3 separate regions of the Homo sapiens genome follow, and regions 1 and 2 are each linked to region 3. The links are chromatin contacts, found by Hi-C or POLR2A ChIA-PET in ENCODE. All regions are on one chromosome and are shown on one strand. Each heading gives the region's core, a stretch centred on a gene start or an enhancer-like site at or near the end of the contact. The rest is flanking DNA. Distances are from core to core; before and after follow the strand shown.

Region 1 (2,700 bases), core at 29-2,528, 54 kb after region 3:
CTAATGATGCTATGTGCATCTCATTGGGTCTTCCTGACAAGGCACCAGTTTTTAAATGAATTTTTATGTAAATGTTAATGGCTGTAAATTAGGCAAGTTGCAGCAGTAATTGCCCACCCGTCCACCTGCACCACATACCACCAGCTACAATTCTCTTTGACAGCTGCTGTTCTTAACTGGGACCTACTATTCCTAGTCCACAGTGGGATTCAAAGTTATTAATAACCCTATGGCAACCTAACTGGCTTTGCTATAATGTTCAGAAAGGTTTTCTTTTGTTTGTTCCTAGCATCTACCTTGGAGGAAGGAAATTATGAAGAGATTATCTTGAGGCTGTCAAGAGAAGATTGGTAGTTTTTCTCCAAAATAAGAGATTGGCTAGATTAGCAGAGAGTTTAAAGCAAAACTTCAAGGGAACCCTCTCAGTGAGGGGATTATAAATGCAACTCCTATGTCTGGCATTGCTCTGGCAATTTGGGAAGGCTTCTTTGACAGCAGAAGGTTTCAGCAGAGTGTAGAAAGGAAAAAAAAAAAAGGCCTGACCCTGCAATGCTGACACACTTTCCACAGCTCCAGCCATAGCATTTCTGGGGGAGGCCAAGCTGTCCTGTTCTCTTTCTTCTTCTTGCTTTAGTATTTTCCACCGTTTCTAGGACTCCCTTTCTGTGCTCAGTTTATTGCTGTACTCAAGCAGCCAGGTAACGAGGCAGTGTGGTTCCATGGAAAAGTAACTCTAGCTGGAGCAATCAAAAGACCTAGGTCTTTCGACTCTGTTCTGGTCCTTTGCCTCTCTTAACTTCCCTTTCCTGCAAAAGAAGCAGGTCCCTGTGGTCTCTTTCTCTTCTAAAACTCCAGTGGCATTTTATTAATTCCTAATATTTGTATAGTTCACACATTCCAAGTTAAATAGCTTTTTTAAGGATGTACCTCATCCCTGAATATCACAGGCCACACCAACAGATGTTTCCAAAGGCCAGCACATTGCCAAAAATTCACTGTCAGGATTGATTTGTGGCTTCTGCTATGCCAATGATTTTATAACCCTCTGTTAACATCGAAGTTTACTTTTTACTTTAAGATGTAGAGAACACTGGTGCTTTTGAATTACCATTGCTGGAAAAGTCTGGGATGTATTGTTTTAAAAAATTGCTACTTGCTACAGTCACAAATCCTTGTTGGCACTCCTGTCTGCACTAGTATCCTTCCTCATTTGCCAGGAAGAAAAAGTCAGTATAACAGGAACTTATGTATCCAAAACTCTGCCATGTCTCAGCTTCAGAATAGCTTTGGCAAAGTAGATTGTTTTCTTTACCAGCTGACTCATTAACAGAAAGGCTGTAAAAGTTTGTTTACTTGGAACAAAAGGGGCAGGTAGTAAGGAGGTCACTGCTGGCTCATCACTTCCCACCCCTAATGGTAGCCAAAGCCAAATGCAGAGTTAGAGTTCTGCCTGGCCCTGTACATCTGCACACGTGGGCTCTATCTGCATACTACAGCGGAAAAAAAACATCCTTTCTCTAGGCTCTTACTTGGGGGAAGAAGAACAAATATTTTGAGGTTAGGTGGCTAGGTTAAGAATCAGCAATCTTCCTCTTGCCTTTGGAAGAAACCACAGGGCAGTGATTCTCAACCTTGGGTCATTCTGCCCTCAGGAAACATTTGGTACAGTCTGGAGAAATTTTTGGTTGCCACAATCTGGGGAAGATATTACAGACATCTAGTGGGTAAAGGCTAGGGATGCTGCTAAACATGCTGTAATGCACAGGACAAAGAACTATCCAGCCCAAATGTCAGTGGTGCTAAGGTTGAGGAGTCTGCCCTAGGTGAGATGGCACCCCCTCAATCCAATGGGGTCACTGGAGATCTGCTGCATGGAGGATGGCAGTCTCCCTGGTAAGGCACTCTGAGCTCCCTGGAAGAAAACAACTAGATTTAAGGTCAGGACTATTAGTGAACAAACCCCATAGGTACCAACTTCTGGTTGTTCTTGGGGAAGACAGAGACTTGCTTTGTCCTCAGAAAAATGGAAAAAAGTCCCTGGGCTAAACTGCAAGGCTCTACTACATGACACTAAATAAGTTAAAAAATGTTCCAGCAAAAACTCCTTTACATTTTAGCTCTTTAGAGAACAAAATGCTGCTGGCACTAGATAGCAGGCCTCTCCGCACATGCATGTTCTCTCTTGCTGAATAGCAGTTCCTCTGTTGAGGATTCCACCTCTGAGCAGTCCTCAAGGAGTCGTGGAACAGCCTGGCTATGGTTTCCTTACACTAAATGTGTTGACTCCATTTTTTTCCAGCAAAAAAGGTGCAGTTAGTTCCACATCATGTAGATGAGAAACAAACACTAATGGAACAGTTCCAAGATGGAAAGGAAATGTAGAGAAAATGTATGTGTATGACAAAACAGCTAGGCCAATTCCCAGTCATTTGAGGGGGTTGGGGGACACAAGGCCTCAGGGCACCTGGGGAAGCCTGGAAAAGAGTTCATGACTTCATCACTAGCTCAATTATTTTACAAGCTTCCAAAAAGAAACTAGGCAGTAAGTTTCAGAACTGCCTTGGCCAGTAAACTAAAAATGGTCAATATCCTAGCACTGACTAGCCCTAGTCATACCACTCACAGTAACTCAGTTAATCAATGCAGGGTCATCTCGCGCATGAAAGGCTGATTTCCTAAGAAGGCAAAGAAAAGGAAATA
Region 2 (2,700 bases), core at 70-2,569, 54 kb before region 3:
GCTGGGACAGAAGAGTCGAATGCCCACAGGACACCATCCCGGCCATGCAGGGAGCAGCTTGGAGGAAGGAGCAGGGCAGAGCCAGCCCCGTGCTGAGCCTATGGCAGCTGTGAGGGGTCTATTTTCTGCTCTCACCCCACTCTCTAATTCCCTAAATGTCTCCAACAATTACTCTTGAAAACTTTAAAATAAACCAAGTGAAAAGATGAAGATGGTCAGGAGGCAGGGGGGTGGCAGGCCGGGCCCAGCTCTGAGCACTGTCAGACAACATGAGAAGCTGGGGACCCGGGGTCGGCCCTGCAGGGCAAGAGCTGGGGGCTCAGGGGGTCAGCGGGCAAAGCTGGGCCTTGCTCTGCTCCGGGGCCTCACCTGCTGCAACTCCAGCTGGCTCTTGCCCTGCCGCGTGATGCTGCCCTTTTCCAGCAGCTCCTTCTGGGTCTTCTCAAACTCCTCCTTCCCCTGGAGGGCAGAGACAGGGGCTGCGCTGAGGCCAGTTTTCTGAGCCAGAAGCACAGGCCAGCCCTGTGGCGGGCGCAGTGAGCTGAGTGGCCACCAGGTGGTGCTGCGTGTGCGCGCACACACACGCACACGTGGACGCACACACACACTAGCACACGTGGACACACACACACACACAAGCACACGTGAACACACACACAGACTGGCACGTGCAGGGGCAGGCAGACAGACACACACACACACACACACACACACACACACACACACTCCCCCAGGCTGGCATATGTGGGACACAGCCCCCCCAGGCTGGCACATGCGGGGACACACAGAGAAGGTGGCTTCCTAGGAAGCAACCCTGGCAGCCCCTTTCACCGCCTGCCAGCTCAGGAAGAGACTGGGCAGAGGGTGGGGTACCCGCAGAAAGTCCGCAAGCTCCACCCTGCCTTCCCAGGCTCCAACACCAGGAATCACACCCAATCCCTCCCCCTTGGCCTAAAGGCCTGGCCACCTGGTCCCTGCCCCTGGATGCCTCTCTGGCCCAGCTCAGCCTGGAATGTTCCTTACCAGGACTCCCACCCGGCTAGCACCCAGGCCTCTGCTCCAGGGGCCAGCCTGGGAGGAGCAGTCCCAGCCACCTCCCACCACCTCCTGCTGCTCCCCCACGCTCAGAGCATCCTTGTGTGTGTGCACATTTCTGCAGATCTGTCTCCCCACACAGAACAGCAGAGTCACCGCTGCTGGTCACCAGAGATACCAGCCCGAGGGACTCAACGAAGGGCTCGATGACATGGCCACCCTAGCACATGGGGCCAATGTGGGGTGAGGGAGGTCAAAGTGAGAGGAGGGTGCAGGGCCTTGCCAGGGACCAGGCCCCAGCTGAGAACAAATCTCCCCCTAAGCACAGGAGCCCAGCGTGGCAGAAGAGGAGCCGGGGCTGGGCAGGCGGCACCCACCTGTAGGTGGACGTAGTCATAGTCCTCCATCCAGCCCCCCTCGCTGTTCTCGTACTGCCCATCTGGCGAGTCCTGGGAGGTGAACTTAGGGGGTGAGGGCAGGGGTCGTGACTGGATGCTGCTGGTCTTGTCAGTGGGGTTGGGGTGCAGGGTGCCACCCCCCTCAGGCCCCGGGGCAGTGGCCTTGGTCCGTCTGAAGAGCAGTGAGGCATTGCCGTGCAGGAAGGAGGCCAGCTGCTTGGCGTCCTCGGGCACAGCCCGCGAGCAGGCCACCAGCCGGTCCAGGTCCTCAAGGGTGGCTCCAGAGCCTCCCCGGCCAGCGTCGAGGGCCTGACCATGTGCCACCAGCGTCTGGTGCACGTCCTCCATCTTCTGCAGCTGCCGGCTAAGCTTGGCATGCAGGGCACGGTCAGATGTGTGGGCAGCATTGCCCACCGCGCTGCGGGCAAACTCCAACAGCTCGTGGACGGCACTCTGGACAGCGGCCACAGCAGCCTGCAGGTCCTGCACCAGCGGCTCCTGTGGCTCAGAGGGGCTACGCCAGCTCCCAGTCGCACCGGCGCTGCCTGCCAGGTCCAGAAGGTGGGCAACGGTGGCGCTCACACCCTGCTGCAGCCGTGCCAGGGCCTCCACAGCAACTTCCAGCTCCAGGGGTTCCCGGCCCGGCCCTGCCACCTCCAAGGAGGACGCAGACTGGCTGCTGCGTGTGCTGCCGGTGCTGGAGGCCGACAGGCGCTTGCCCTCTGCCGGGGCTTCACGTTCAGCTGGGGGAGGCACCGCATACACACCACTGTCGACCACGCCACCATCAGCCACCTCAGGAGGAAGCACCCGTTCACGGGGCACATCGTACAGGGTGCCCGGGCCAGGCCGCCGCAAGCCAGGGGGCACGTCGTAGAGGTCAGGAGCCGGGGGCGGCACGTCATACACGTCCTCGGCCGGCGGGGAGTCTGGAGGGGGCGCAGCCAGTACCAGTGGGGTGCGGGCCGGGTCAAAGGGCTTGGCCTTGGCGAAGGCGGGGGGCACATCGTAGGTCTCCTCACGCAGCAGTGGGCCATCGGGCACATCCTTGCTCACCGATGGAGGAACGTCGTAGACCTGGGGGACAAGCGGTGGTCAAGACTGTCCATCTGTCCATCTGCCCACCCCAGGGACTGGGGGCAGCACCCAGCCACACACACACACACACGTACACACATACAGACACACACACAGAGGCACGCGCACACACACAGGCACACATACAAATGCAGAGGCACGCACACAGGCACACACACGCGCACACACA
Region 3 (2,700 bases), core at 183-2,682:
GCATCCGGGGCCAGGTATAGCTCCAGATTTATTAGACATTGCCAAAGTGCTCTGTAAAGTGGCACTAATTTATACTCCCGTAAGTTTGGCTCTCTTGGGGAAGGGGAAGCCAGGGGCACAATTTAATTGTAGCAACACGGATGGTGTATTTCACTTAATAAAGTGTTGTGAGGTAGGCAGAGCAGGATTATTCACCATCCTGAGCAACCTTTCAAAGGTGAGGAATCCGAGACGCAGGGGTTGAGGGATTTAGCCGGATCCCAGAGATAGGAGGGGTTAGAAGGAGGATGTCAAGCCATGTGTCTGACCCGACAGCGCTCTCCTTATGTTAGTTTCTCTCCCTCCTCCTCCCTAGCACAGCCACCTTGCACCTTATATGAACACAGACTCAGCCTACTCACCAGCTTTCTGAGACCACAAACAACAAAAGCTGGCTGCATAGGAGGGAGAGAGGCCCCAAGGAGGGGCTCTGTCGTGCGACCCTGCTGGACTTCTCCATCCCAGTTTCCTTGCTGGAGTCAACTTGCCTGTGCACAAAGATTGCATCTGGTAGTATTTTTGGACTTAAGTTGCTCTAGGAGGGCATAAATAAAAGCAATAGTAAAAAAGACTTAGCAGGCTGGCTCACAACGACTGCTTGAGCTCAGGAGTTGGAGACCAGCCTGAGCAACATGGTGAAGCCCCGTCTCTACCAAAAATATAAAACTTAGCCAGGCGTGGTGGTGCATGCCTGTAGTCCCAGCACTCAAGAGGCTGAGGTGGGGGGACTGCTTAAGCCCAGGGAGGCTGAGGCTGCAGTGAGCTGAGATCACCCCACTGTATTCCAGCCTGGGCGACAGAGCGAGACCCTGTCTCAAAAAAAGAAGAAGCAGAAGAGGCCAAGATGGGAATCTCCAGCCCAGAGAAGGCGGGGCAGGGGAGTGGCACTCAATGTCCCTGAGTTGCTGAACCTCCCACACACCAAGTGGCTGCAGTCATCTGGGCACCTCCTCCCTTCACTCCCTAACCCCAGGCAGTGTCTCAAAGAGGGCAACACCCTCCACTCAGAAATGCTCAGCACAGAAACGTGACCATGGAGCAGAGCTTAGACATGGGTGACACCCGGCCACCAGGCCTGTCTGAAGCAGGGCTTAAGTCCTAGGTAAGGACTTCTCAGCAGTACCCCCTCTCCCCTGCAAAGAGTGGGTCAGAAGCTGCCCTAGACTGGGCGGTACCAGAGCTGAGGCCAGGGTGCCCACATCTCAGTGAACTCTTGACACAAAAATTCGGTACCAGAAGGCAGCTCTTCATCTGCAAGAACCTTCTCAACCTTTGGTTTTTCTGTCTCCTTGCCCTCGGGTCTTTCCTTCCCAACATGGCGCTGGGATCCAGGGGGTGATGAGAGGCTGTTCAATCTTGCTGCCTCCTACATCCTGCCCTCCAGCCATGCCATGTGGGTGCGGCCCTGGCTGTGTTACCAGATGACCTCAGGCAAGTTTCCTCCTCTGAAAGGGCAGAGGATCTAACAAGATAGCATGTCAGGAAGCATCTGGCATGCAGGACCAACCGATCGTTCGCTGATGAAGCTAAAAGCTTCTGATCCTTCCCAGGAACCCACCATTCTCAGCCCAATTCCTGTTTGTTCACCTGTACTTTTTGGTAATTAAAAAAGTCCTAAGTCTCACCCAACATGCCTGAGCAATTCCAGATCTGGCTAAGGACTGATACCAAAAAGCAGAAGACTGATCTTGAGAGCCTGTTCTAGCCCTTTCTACCACCCCGTGTCAGACCGCAGACCACATCACACCACACCATGTTAACTACGCCACACCACATACTCCCATCTCACCACACCAACCACATCGCCTCTGTTCTGCTGCCACGAGGCAGCATGGCACCTGGAGAGCCTGTCACCGGCCTTCCTGGTCCCTGCCAGGGTGCCAGAAGCACCATCACTCCACTCCTGCCCAGGACGTCTCCTGGCCTTCGCGGTGCCAGCCACTCAGCTAACCTGCACTGCCCAGTTCTGAAGTCAGGTGCCAGCTAAGTGTCTGTCAGGCCTTAGTCCAGTACCTCCATATGGATGCTGACAGTGTACAGCTCACTCAGGATTTCCTTCTTAATGTGTCCCGTTTTGCCCCTAGAGACCTTATGCAGACTTCCTAATTAGAGCACTGCATTCCTCAGGAAATAGGTGAGCAGAGCACATCAAGAGGCTTATTTTACTTTTGACATTATCCTGTTTTAGGGCAGTTTTTTTCAGTAATGAGAAGGTACCAGATGCCCTGGAAATCTGACACACCCATTTGGGACTTGGAGAGGACAAGAGCAAGGCCAGGAAAGTCAACTCCAGGGGAGTCTCTGGACTCCACAGGACCAGCTAAGAAGGTGTCCTTGGACTGTCCTTGTCAGCCATTCACACCACAGCAGGGGACAAGCACTATGCCCTGCAGAAGGCTGCCAAACACCTCTTAGCACTGACTCACTCTTTCCACTTCCCACTTCCTGCAAACAGTTTCCTTGACAATTTCCAACTCCTGGATAAAGGGACATCACTTCCTTTGGGAGTTAGATGAGTTTTCACTAAATGTGGATGTGAGAGCTAGATAAAATATTAGTCACTTGTTCTTAAAAATTGTGGGCAGGATAGTGTCTGTCATGGTTCAAATCAGACTTGTAATTTTAAAAAAGGTGATTTTTTTGTTTGTTTGTTTTTGAGAC

Evidence for each region. Hi-C counts contacts between places; a loop is a spot of excess contacts on that map. ChIA-PET counts read pairs that join two places held with the same protein, here RNA polymerase II (POLR2A). Pooled maps may share reads with other maps.
Region 1: a loop to region 3 is called in a map of endothelial cell of umbilical vein, with 4 times the contacts of the local background. The contact joins two enhancer-like sites. A Hi-C loop is called at or near these places in 2 of 168 maps with a recorded cell type or tissue (endothelial cell of hepatic sinusoid and endothelial cell of umbilical vein), 1 of 37 single-sample maps with no recorded cell type and 1 of 50 pooled maps. POLR2A ChIA-PET finds 5 or more read pairs at or near these places in 2 of 52 experiments (OCI-LY7 and Panc1).
Region 2: a pooled map shows a loop between it and region 3 (3-fold over the local background). The contact joins two enhancer-like sites. A Hi-C loop is called at or near these places in 3 of 168 maps with a recorded cell type or tissue (IMR-90, PC-9 and endothelial cell of umbilical vein) and 5 of 50 pooled maps. POLR2A ChIA-PET finds 5 or more read pairs at or near these places in 7 of 52 experiments (A673, GM12878, H1 and 4 more).

The regions. Positions count from the first base shown.
Region 1 is chr16:75,341,138-75,343,837 of GRCh38, forward strand. All of the region lies in intron 5 of CFDP1 (craniofacial development protein 1), which reads right to left. Among named protein-coding and RNA genes, the nearest start is that of BCAR1, 91 kb to the left of the region's middle. Within about 2 kb of position 1,279, at least 7 of the 41 ENCODE cell types and tissues checked have a DNase peak (open chromatin) inside an H3K27ac peak, as active enhancers do; they include endothelial cell of umbilical vein, where a contact is called at or near this core.
Region 2 is chr16:75,233,477-75,236,176 of GRCh38, forward strand. BCAR1 (BCAR1 scaffold protein, Cas family member) reads right to left here. Exons shown (of 7, transcript NM_014567.5): 5 at 1,413-2,510; 6 at 370-459. Among named protein-coding and RNA genes, the nearest start is that of CTRB1, 16 kb to the left of the region's middle. RefSeq lists an enhancer at 1-433 and a silencer at 593-652. Within about 2 kb of position 1,320, at least 16 of the 41 ENCODE cell types and tissues checked have a DNase peak (open chromatin) inside an H3K27ac peak, as active enhancers do.
Region 3 is chr16:75,286,924-75,289,623 of GRCh38, forward strand. No RefSeq gene overlaps it. Among named protein-coding and RNA genes, the nearest start is that of BCAR1, 37 kb to the left of the region's middle. Within about 2 kb of position 1,433, at least 6 of the 41 ENCODE cell types and tissues checked have a DNase peak (open chromatin) inside an H3K27ac peak, as active enhancers do; they include endothelial cell of umbilical vein, where a contact is called at or near this core.